2 separate regions of the Mus musculus genome follow, and region 2 is linked to region 1. A link is a loop called in an ENCODE intact Hi-C map of the cell type or tissue named here. Cell type or tissue: gastrocnemius. All regions are shown on one strand.

The links. A loop is a pair of places that touch in the nucleus more often than their neighbours do. Peaks named below come from ENCODE experiments on the same cell type or tissue, not always from the same donor. Only the 100,000 strongest peaks of a DNase experiment are listed, where the experiment ranks them.
Region 2: a loop joins it to region 1, with 12 times the contacts of the local background. A loop is called at or near these places in 23 of 42 quality-filtered maps.

What each region holds. Positions count from the first base shown.
Region 1 is chr3:52,255,158-52,260,157 of GRCm38, reverse strand. It overlaps Gm30125 (a long non-coding RNA gene), which reads right to left. Exons shown (of 2, transcript XR_375648.1): 2 at 3,662-3,870. Among named protein-coding and RNA genes, the nearest start is that of Foxo1, 11 kb to the left of the region's middle. In gastrocnemius, a CTCF peak has its summit at 2,318 (motif pointing left); DNase peaks (open chromatin) are centred at 1,418, 1,917 and 2,231; H3K4me3 peaks cover 1,019 bases; H3K27ac peaks cover 1,730 bases.
Region 2 is chr3:53,002,212-53,007,211 of GRCm38, reverse strand. It overlaps Cog6 (component of oligomeric golgi complex 6), which reads left to right. Exons shown (of 19, transcript NM_026225.3): 9 at 4,671-4,799; 10 at 4,875-4,966. Among named protein-coding and RNA genes, the nearest start is that of Cog6, 13 kb to the left of the region's middle. In gastrocnemius, a CTCF peak has its summit at 2,300 (motif pointing right); no DNase peak of the experiment used is centred here.

The DNA of each region.
Region 1 (5,000 bases):
GGCAAATCTGGTCAGCATCTGAATACACAGTGCACAAAAACCACCTCCCAACATCTCAGTGTTTGTTTCTGTAGCTAATAGGCTTCTCTTCTGATAAATCATGGCGGACATGGCATTTGGTAAGGCCAAAACTGAGGCTCTGGTCCGAGTCTACTTTAGTTTCTGGAAAGGTTGTTCCTCTGCTTCTGTCTTTTAAAAGGCGAGTCTCCTGCCTTTCCATGACAGAATAATGGGCTGGGGCAGTTACAGCAAACCCAGCAATCCACAGCTTGTAATGTTCCACATCCCCAGAAATTCTCCTACCGGCTTCTTGGTTTGGGGGATAGGGGTCCTGAGGATGGCTGCTTCCCTTGGGGTATCATTGAGCGTTTCCTCCCGTGCGTGAACCACTATCCTACCAGATAGCCTATATCCTACTAGAGACCTCCATTTGGCAGAGCTCAGCAAGCCCTCTGTGTACTTCAAATAGGAGGTGGTTGGCAGCTGCTACCTGTAGAAGATCATCTACACGCTGGAGTGGAAAGGAGCCAGGGTGTGACAGCCCGAATCCGGTTAAGTCGTTTTATGATGTCTCCCCAAAGAGTCTAGGGGAATTTTAAGTCATGTCCAGGTTAGCTGGCTATTCTCATTGGGCACTGGATCAGACTGTTCAAAGGCAAATATGAGCTGGCTCACTGGTACAGGGGGAATGGGGAAGAGAGCATCCTCAAGAGAGCATCCAGGCTGTCTATACAGCTCTGGATGTCTGTGAGGAGGGGACAGAGCAAAGTGTACAGATTTGGAATACAGGAAGGCATAATCTAAGCCAACTGGCATGGGGTGAGGATGTCAGCTTCTAACAGCCTCTGGATATGAGGAGCAATTTTTAGTCTAGTCTTTTGGTTTATGGGATATTGCCGAACCCTTATGGGCATGGCTGTATGGGTGGTACGCTGCCAAGCCTGTTGGATTTGTCCCAGCCCATACCTTAGGAAACTGTCGTTGCAGGTCCTGGAGCAGGATCCCTGGACCTGGATTTGTTTCCGGTGTGGAGTCTGGGAGAGCTAGAAAATGCATTTCAGACAGAGGGGCAGGTAAGCTGGGTTGGTAGCAGGTGCAAAAGAAATTCTAGGTTTTTGAGGAGTAAAGGCAGGTGTGGCGCCTAATTTTTGACAACTATCTCTGCTCAGGAGGAAAAGGGTGATTTGGGACCACGTGGAAGGAGTGAGTATCATACCTGTGGCTCAGGTTAACTGTTCTTATAGGTGTGAGATTATGGTCTGTAATTGGTGCCTGTGGCTCCTTGTACTGGCATTTTTTTTTTAAATTATTTTTTGGTTGCTAACTGGCCCCATTTCTCTGTTTTTTTAGGATCTCTTCCTTGGACCTGAGCAGTTCAAGCCCTGGGGAGCTCAGAGTGAGCTGACTGGACAGCAGCCAGCATACTCTTGGCTTCGCCTCTGCCTTTTAAGTGTCTTGGCATTGTACACGGAGAGCTATGCACTCCTGTAAATCCCTCTAACTTTTTGGAGTGTTTGTTTGTTTGTTTTTGTTTTGTCTGGAGGTGATTGAGTGACAAAGTTGAATTTAATGTCCCAGCATTTTCCGGAGCCAGTGGGTCAATAGAGGTATACAATTTTAAGGGGTTCTCTCTCTCTCTCTCTCTCTCTCTCTCTCTCTCTCTCTCATCGCTTTAGAACCGCCCTTAAGGAACTTCAGAAGTCGTACACAAATTAATGGTTTTTCGAGGGGCACCCCGATTTCCACTTATAAGGTACAGGTGAAAAGTGTCCAGGGTCTGAGAACCTGTGTGCATGCTGGGGTCCCAATCGGGGTGTTTGGGTGAGAAAGTTGCTTCAAAAGACAGTAGCTTTTAGCCACTGTACCGGTGGCTGAGGCCAAAAACCCTTTCTTGCCTCTGTCCTACTAAGTTCCCTACGAGCCAAAGAAAACAGAATCAGAATTGCTGGCAAACATCCCATGTAGGGCGATGGGTGTGAGAGACAGATTGGCACTTATCAGCGGAGGGGGGGTGGGGGGTGGTCTGGATCTTCCAGTTATACAGATCTGAAGCAGAAAACGGAACAGAGATCAGGAAAGGGCGATTCCCTTTCTCTAAATCACTGCCCACCTCCCCCACCCAGAGGGTGTGGTGTTTCCTCTGACTCGACTCTGCTGACGGGACAGGGGCGGCCCAAGGCGAGCGCAGATCCTAGGGACTTTGCCCTAAACAAGCTTAGGCTGGGGTGGACTCCCCACGGTGGAGCCCAGAGCTGACTTGCCAGGGGGAAGCAAGGGGGGAAAAAAAGTTAGCAATGGCGTGCAGATGGTGCCACCTATTGGTAGAATCCGGAAAACTCAGCAGAATTTCGATCCATCAGTCCTTTTGAGGGGGACAAGACAAAACAGAAACACCAGTCAATCAATCAATCAATCAATCAATCAAATAAACATCACTGTGAATCAAACTTGTCCATCACACGGTTAATCATTTACATAACTTGGCTGGCCATTTATTCAAGCAAACCTGTATCTATCATAAGCTAGAACCAGATTCCAGGGTCTCTCACTCTTGGCATCCCAACTTCATGTGCAGGACTGGAAAGAGTTGCCCATTGGAAGTTGTGTTCCTAAACCAAGAAGACCCAAGTTCAGTTCTCAGAACTCAGTGGAGAGAGTTGGCCTCTGACCTCTTCTCACACCCCACCCCTGCAATAATAACATTAAAATTATATTTACTTTTATTTTTTGGAGTCAGGGTCTCTCTAGAAAGCCCTTGCTCTCTGTCTTGGTTAGGGTTTTACTGCTGTGAACAGACACCATGACTAAGGCAACTCTATTAATGACAACATTTAATTGGGGCTGGCTTACAGGTTCAGAGGTTCAGTCCATTATCATCAAGGTGGGAGCATGGCAGCATCCAGGCAGGTATGGTACAGGCAGAGCTGAGAGTTCTACGTCTTCGTCTGAAGGCTGCTAGTGGAAGACTGGCTTCTAGGCAGCTGGAACGAGGGTCTTAAACTCACGTCCACAGTGACACACCTACTCTAATAATGCTACACTGAGTAGTTTGACTCCCTGAGCCAAGCATATACACACTACCACACTCTCCGAGAGTTCACTGGCGGACCAGGCTGGCCTCAAACTTACAGAGCTCCACCTGCTTCTGTCTCATGAGCGCTGGGACTAACAGTGGGCACCACTGTGCCCAGAAACAAAATGAATAGCAGCTGAGAAGGACAACTAATTTCAACCTCAACCACCACGTGCAGAAGTGCCACTGCACACAAGAAATCACACACACACACACACACACCACATACACACACCACACATACACACACACACCACACATACACACACACCACACATACACACATACACACACACACACACACACACACACACACGCACACCACACATACACACACACACACACACACCACACATACACACACACACACACACACACACACACACACACACACGTTGTGATGCAGAAATCATGCAAGTGGCACAGAAAGCTCCTTTTGACCCTCAGAAGATCCAAGGCCTTTCTTGAGTTGGATCCTGCTGAAGAGACATCTGTGTTCCTGAAATGGCTCACCTCCCTCTATTTAATGCTGCCACTTCCCGTTTCCGTCAATTTGGGGGAAGACACGTGAAAAAGCAGCTAAAGAAATTGTATAACAACAACAAAAACATGATGCATTTAATTTAAAGTCAGGTAGAACGGGGTCTGTGCAGGCTCTTGTGACGTCAGGACAGCGCACTAATATCCAGCAGGGATGGGACTGCTCCCGTGACTTCTCCATCACCCAGGCATCTATCGGAGTTGAGGATGTAGCTCTCCTAGAACTTCCCCTAAGGTATGTGCGCCAATCTCCAGCTCTGCAGGAAGAAGGAAGCAAAAGCCTTCCATCCTTTGATTGACACAGCATATGTAAGTTGTTTTGTGTTTTTGTTTTGACTTGTTTTTATCTTTTGCTTTGTTTGCTTGGGGAACCTGACTGTTTGAAGATTCTGGTGTCCCTTTCAGACTGAAGGCCAGCTTCCCACCTCCACCTGCCACAAATACCTCGGTGATGGAAATAATGGGGCCCCGAAGGAGGTAAGTTAAAATGAGATCATCCGGGTGGTCCCAAGTGCAACTTGTCTCTACAAGAGGAGATGTAAACATAGATATGTTTGCACAGACGAATGGCCAGAGTGGATGCAGGGTCCACCTGCAAGTTCAGGTGAGGTGCGGGACCTCCCAAAGAAACCAAACCTCGGACAGGTTTATTTTAGACCTGAGCTCAAACGCTGTGAGAAAGTTAATTTTGTTTGTTTAAACCACCTAATCTGTGATATGTTGTTATTGTAGCAGAGCATTGGCCAAAGAGCCGGCTGCTCTTTAGAAGGTTTGGATGGCCTTCTCGAATTCCGTTTAAGAACTAAAGGATCCTAATCTCAAGAGGCAGCTAAACAAATAAACTGTTCATTTGTCAAAGTTTCAAAGTCTTTGTCCTAAGACATGGGCTATTCAGTATCAGGGTCCATGTTATAGACCGATGTTTTTACCCAGTGCTTACAATGTATCAGAAGGGTTCTAACACTTTGCTATACAAACACATTTTATCTTCAGGAAACTTGTTATGCTTCCTAAGAGCAGCTGTTATTTTGCTGGGAAAAAAAAAATATAAGGAGGTTGAGGCTGTCACTAAATGGTAGAGAGCCCTCGGTCGATATGCACAGGGCCACAGTCAACCCCCAGATTCACAAAGTAAATTTAAAAACACATAAAATAAAGCTAAGGCGTTTGGTTGAGTTTGATTTTGGGACAGGGTCTCCTCTGTAGGTCAAGTTGTCTCCAAACTCACTGCCTAAGCCTGCTCATTATTAGTACTGAATATGTGAGCCACTATGCAAGGCAAGATACATTTAAAAAGAAAGCTAGGCAGATAGACATGGAGTTAGCTCAGTGGTAAAGTGCTTGCTATGCGTGAGGACCTGAGTTCAAATCCCCAGTCCCATGTAAA
Region 2 (5,000 bases), 750 kb before region 1:
CCTTGACTCATGGCACTCGTGCCCAACTGCTGCTCAGTGAGATTCACGCAGTGTGTGTAGCACCAGGTTATTTGAACACTGTATGCAATAAAGGGAAGAACAGGGTGCCCCTGCAGTACAGTTGTCTCTTGGTTATGTGGCAGCTGAGTGGCTTAATCAGTTTGCCATCTCATCAACTCCTTTGGGATTGTACATCACTAAAAGCCCCACAGCAACGCAGCCCTGGGAGAAGATGACCATGTGAGATATTATAATATAGTTTCTCTGAGAAGACAAGAGGATATTTACAGCCAGGCATTTTTTTTAAGGTTCAGGTCTCTGATCTTGTAACTGCCAGCTAAGATCATCAGACTAATGGTTTGGGTGGGGACCATATGCATTTAACTTGTTGATTTTTAAACTCTGTATCTTACAAAAGTCAGTGCATTTATAAAGCTCTGGAGCAGAGTAAAAGCTGCTGTGAGGACAGCAGGTGTTGATGCTCTGGGGACCACCAGGGGTTCATTCAGAGCCACCCCTGAGGGTCCCCTTTCATCCAGGTTTCCATGACTCCATCACAGACCACGAATGCTGGGCCAGGCCAGCTGTGTGCAGTAAGAGCCTCTGCAGCTTGCACCTACATGTTACAGGGTAGGCCCTGCTCTGCGTGCTAGGGATGGAAGCAATCAGACGCTTCCCTCAGCTCCTTTAACCTCGGAACATCATAGAAACAAGCCTGGTTTTTGTTTTTGTTTTTTGGGTGGGGGGGTTGTTTGTTTGTTTTTTTCGAGTCAGGGTTTCTCCGTATAGTTCTGGCTATCCTGGAACTCACTTTGTAGACCAGGCTGGCCTCGAACTCAGAAATCTGCCTGTCTCTGCCTCCCAAGTGATTAAAGGCTGGGATTAAAGGCGTGCGCCACCACCGCCCTGCACAAGCCTGTTTTAATAGGATGGGTCCTTGATGGTCTGAATGCCATGTCCCAGGTGGCCCAAGTGTCCTGCGATAGGTGAGGAAGATGTCCATCAGGGTGCACTTCCTAAGGGAAACGTGTACAGTGAGCCCCACCCGGGTTGAAGAGGTGTTTTCTTGGGGGGAGCAGAATATTCTACTAGGGGGGGAGTCGTGGGTGTGAAGATGTGAATTGTTTGGGGAGGGGTGAACTGGCTGTGCACGTATGAGCCGGTGCTGACTGCTGAAGAGCAGCTTGCAGTCCCCTTGCAGTTGCTAGCACTGGCAGTGATTGCTACAGTCTGTGGTTCCTAGACATGTGGACTTGATTCTAAGTGAGTGCTGTGTGAGCTGCAGTCTGTCCTTGTTCAGAGACTAAAGTTTTCAGTGCTTCACTGCGGACTCCCAGACAGGCACTCCGTGTATACCGGGGACGTCCGTCTGTCCTACTTCCTTTGCCCCTTCAGTTCCTAGCAGACCTTGGTTCAGAGGAAGGGTTTTTAGAGGTAGGGGATTATTTTTACAGTTTGCTAAACTTGGCTATCTGTCTGGCTTATTTTGCTTAAAATGACATCTCTGGTTCCATCCATTTTTTTTGCAAAGGAAAAGGTTTCATACATCTTTGTGGTTATTAATGCTCTGTGCTACATATGTACCAAATTTTTAATGTATTCATCTGTTGATGGGCACCTAGATTGATTTATGTCTTAGGTCAATGTTGGGTGTCTTACCACTGAACTTTGTTTATCATTATTATTGTTGTTGTTGCTACTACTACTATAATTGTTGTTTTTGTGAGATGGGATCCCTCACTTACTCTAGAGCTCACACATTCAGCCTGAGCCTAGATCCCTGTGGTTGTGTGGCAGGTCCTCTTTCGATGAGCCATCTCCCCAGGCACCAGGTACTGAGCTTTCAGAGTAGATTCTTGAGTCAGATATCCTGAAGGAGCCCTTAACCCTCTGTGCACCTTTGTTTCTAGTTGCAGTGAGGATGGTAATGGTGCCTGTTTCCCAGGGCCGTGGAGGGCTCATTTCACAGGTGCCTAATTCATGCTGGGCATGTCACTGAATGTAAGACATTTCTAACCAGTGCAGAGACAGGCCGAGACTGCAGCCTAAGCAGGGGTCTATAAGCCAACAAGGACAGTAGAGGAAGAGAAAAGAAACATAGACTTGCTCTGCTGAGCACAGACCACCAAGAGTGATAGAACCTGGAAGGCTGTAAGCAATGTTTGGAGGTTGAGTAGGAAAGTAGGTTTCAGGACCACTCATTAGGCTATGGTGAATGCTGAGAAAGGGAAAATTGCCTTTTCTTAAGGAATCATCGCTCAGTGCCTGTGTCAGCTGTAGGATGTTTCCTGTTAACAGCAGGTGGCAGTGTAGGAACTTCATCTAAGCAGTGTGTAGCCCTTTCAAGTGAATAAATGCCATGCACAAGAAAATGTCAGTTGAAGTCCTTGAGAAAGTTGCCTGGTTTGTATTTCTTAGTAGTTTCAACTGTATGCTAATGTGCTCTGTTAATAAACCACTGTACCAATCACTACTTTTTCATTGTTAACACAACCTGGGGCCACCTGGAAAGAGAGCCCCAGAGTGGAATTATCCACACCATGCTGGCTGTGGCTGAGAGTCTACCAGGGTGAGGTGGCATTGTCCTGACTGTTAACTGCCATAGGAGGCCACCTGGATGTGGTGGCACCAAATGGACTGAGTGTGAGCGGAGTAAGAGGGAAGAATGCTTGCTGAGCTAAAGCAGCAAATGAGGCAGCAGTAGGTGCATCTTCCCACTCAACTGTGGTGTGGTGTGGTGTGGTGTGGTGTGGTGTGGTGTGGTGTGGTGTGGTGTGGTGTGAACTCCTTCAGGTTCCTGCCTTGACTTCCCAGAAGTGACAGACTGTGAGCTAAAATCAAGTCGTTTCTCTCCAGGTTTGCTATAGGTCAGAGTGTTTTTATCACAGCAGCTGTGCCGAGCAGCTGTGCACACATACTGCTTTTAAAGCTGAGTATAGACACTTTTTTTTTTTTTTCTGAGACAGGGTTTCTCTGTGTAGCCCTGGCTGTCCTCGAACTCAGAAATCCACCTGCCTCTGCCTCCCAAGAGCTGGGATTAAAGGCGTGTGCCACCATTAAAATATATTGCTAACCCTTTCTCCTGAAGAGTATACGTTACCTCCCTCAGGAGGTAGATCTTGTACAAAACTGATGCTTTATTTTGTTTTATGAATTTGTGTTGCATTCTAAAAAGGAGATTCTACAGTATTATTTTCTTTAGATTTGCTTTTGGAACAGAAGTTTAGAATATTTATGTATTTTGAACATTCAGTCTTATAAAAGCTACATTTTGAAATTTTGGCCTTTGTTGGGAAAGTCCTATTTAGTTTTTATTTGTCTCTAAGAAAGATGTTCCATGTCTAGAGATGGTTGAAGGTCCTTTCTGCCTCATGCTATTTTTTCCTAAATTACATTTATCCTGCAGGAGGATTGACCTTAATGTTAAGTGAGACTTCATGTTCGTTCTTGTACAGGTTAAATCCCAGTGTTCCCCAGGCCCGATACACATGTTCCTTCTGAACACTGAGTGGTTCCAGGGTGTGATGGAAGTGAAGTTTTGGCTCTAGTTTATCTTAAAATAGAGAAAGCAAATGGAAGACATTGTGCAGCAGAGCACAGCTTTGTCTGACCCCTGCACGTCCCCTCCCCCCGCCCCGATGTATCTGCAGAGATCTTAACACAGGAGAGGTCCGTGTTCCTAACTCCCACTGTCTGTCACTCCACTCTCTTCCCTCGCAGTTGGGAATAATATGACCAGGAAGAGCACCCAGAAATGCTCTGACATTGTTGGAGTTTTCCTTATAGCTATAAATAATTCAGAAAGCTGTGTAGCCTAAGAAAGTAATTCTTTTAGACATCTTGAGGAAACTTTGGTAAATTTTGTTCACTAGTTATTGAATTTATTTCTAATATTTAGGCTGGTAGAATACTGTTCAGGGATTTCAAAATTGGTGGTATGGAATCTGCTGACTTTATAACTTTTGCTGTGTATGGACTCTAAAAGGGCATAAAGGATGGCAGGTATATTAGGATACAAGAACAGATTCCATCCATCCACACACACTTAACCCAGATCCCCCTGCTGCTTCATAGCTTTCCTTCTCTGTCAGTCCCATTCCTCCACCATAGAAAATTTCCCCATTTTCATCAATGATGAATAACTTCTAATGTAAAAGATACTTGCTGTGCATACATAGCCAGTTAATAAATGTACCGAACAACTAATATGTCTCATTTGAGTCAAAATAAGCTTTCAACAATCAGCAATTTAGGATCTGTTTTGGATGCTAAGTGAGAGTAACAGAAGGAGAATTTTTAATATGAATCAAAGGCCTTGGTATTTGGGCTGCAGCATTCTAATGAGCTTCTGGGAATTAGGTGTGTGCTCGGAGCACCATGCTTAGCCACTGTGGGACCAGGCCAGCTGTCCCCACCGCTGTCCCCACCGCTGCCACCACCACTGCCGTTGCTCTTGGTCCAAAGCATTCCTTCTTTGAAGGAGCAAAATTGGTACCTTTTGACTGAATTTTCAACGTGTTAAAATGACTCATAACTTTTAGTTGCGAGATAGTACTTCTCGAGGAGGGTGTGCCTAATAAAGCTCTCCTGTCTTGCTCATCTTAGATACTAGTAGACTGAAGTGTCTGTTAGGGGAAATAGGTATTTCTCACATCATGTGTTTCTTCTAGGTATACCTTAGATGAATTTGGAACGGCCCGACGAAGCACTGTTGTTCGTGGGTTTATTGATGCTCTTACAAGAGGAGGGCCAGGAGGTACACCTAGGCCCATTGAAATGCACTCCCATGACCCGCTGAGGTATAGTGATTGACCCTAGGAGAGGATTAGACTCTTTCCCCTGGAGCGTCTTTACTAACAGGTGGTTTTCTTTAGGTATGTGGGAGACATGCTGGCATGGCTCCATCAAGCTACTGCCTCTGAGAAGGAACATCTGGAAGCTCTCTTAAAGCATGTAACTGCTCAGGGTGAGTGCGCTCCTAATAGAGAAAATGCACGTGG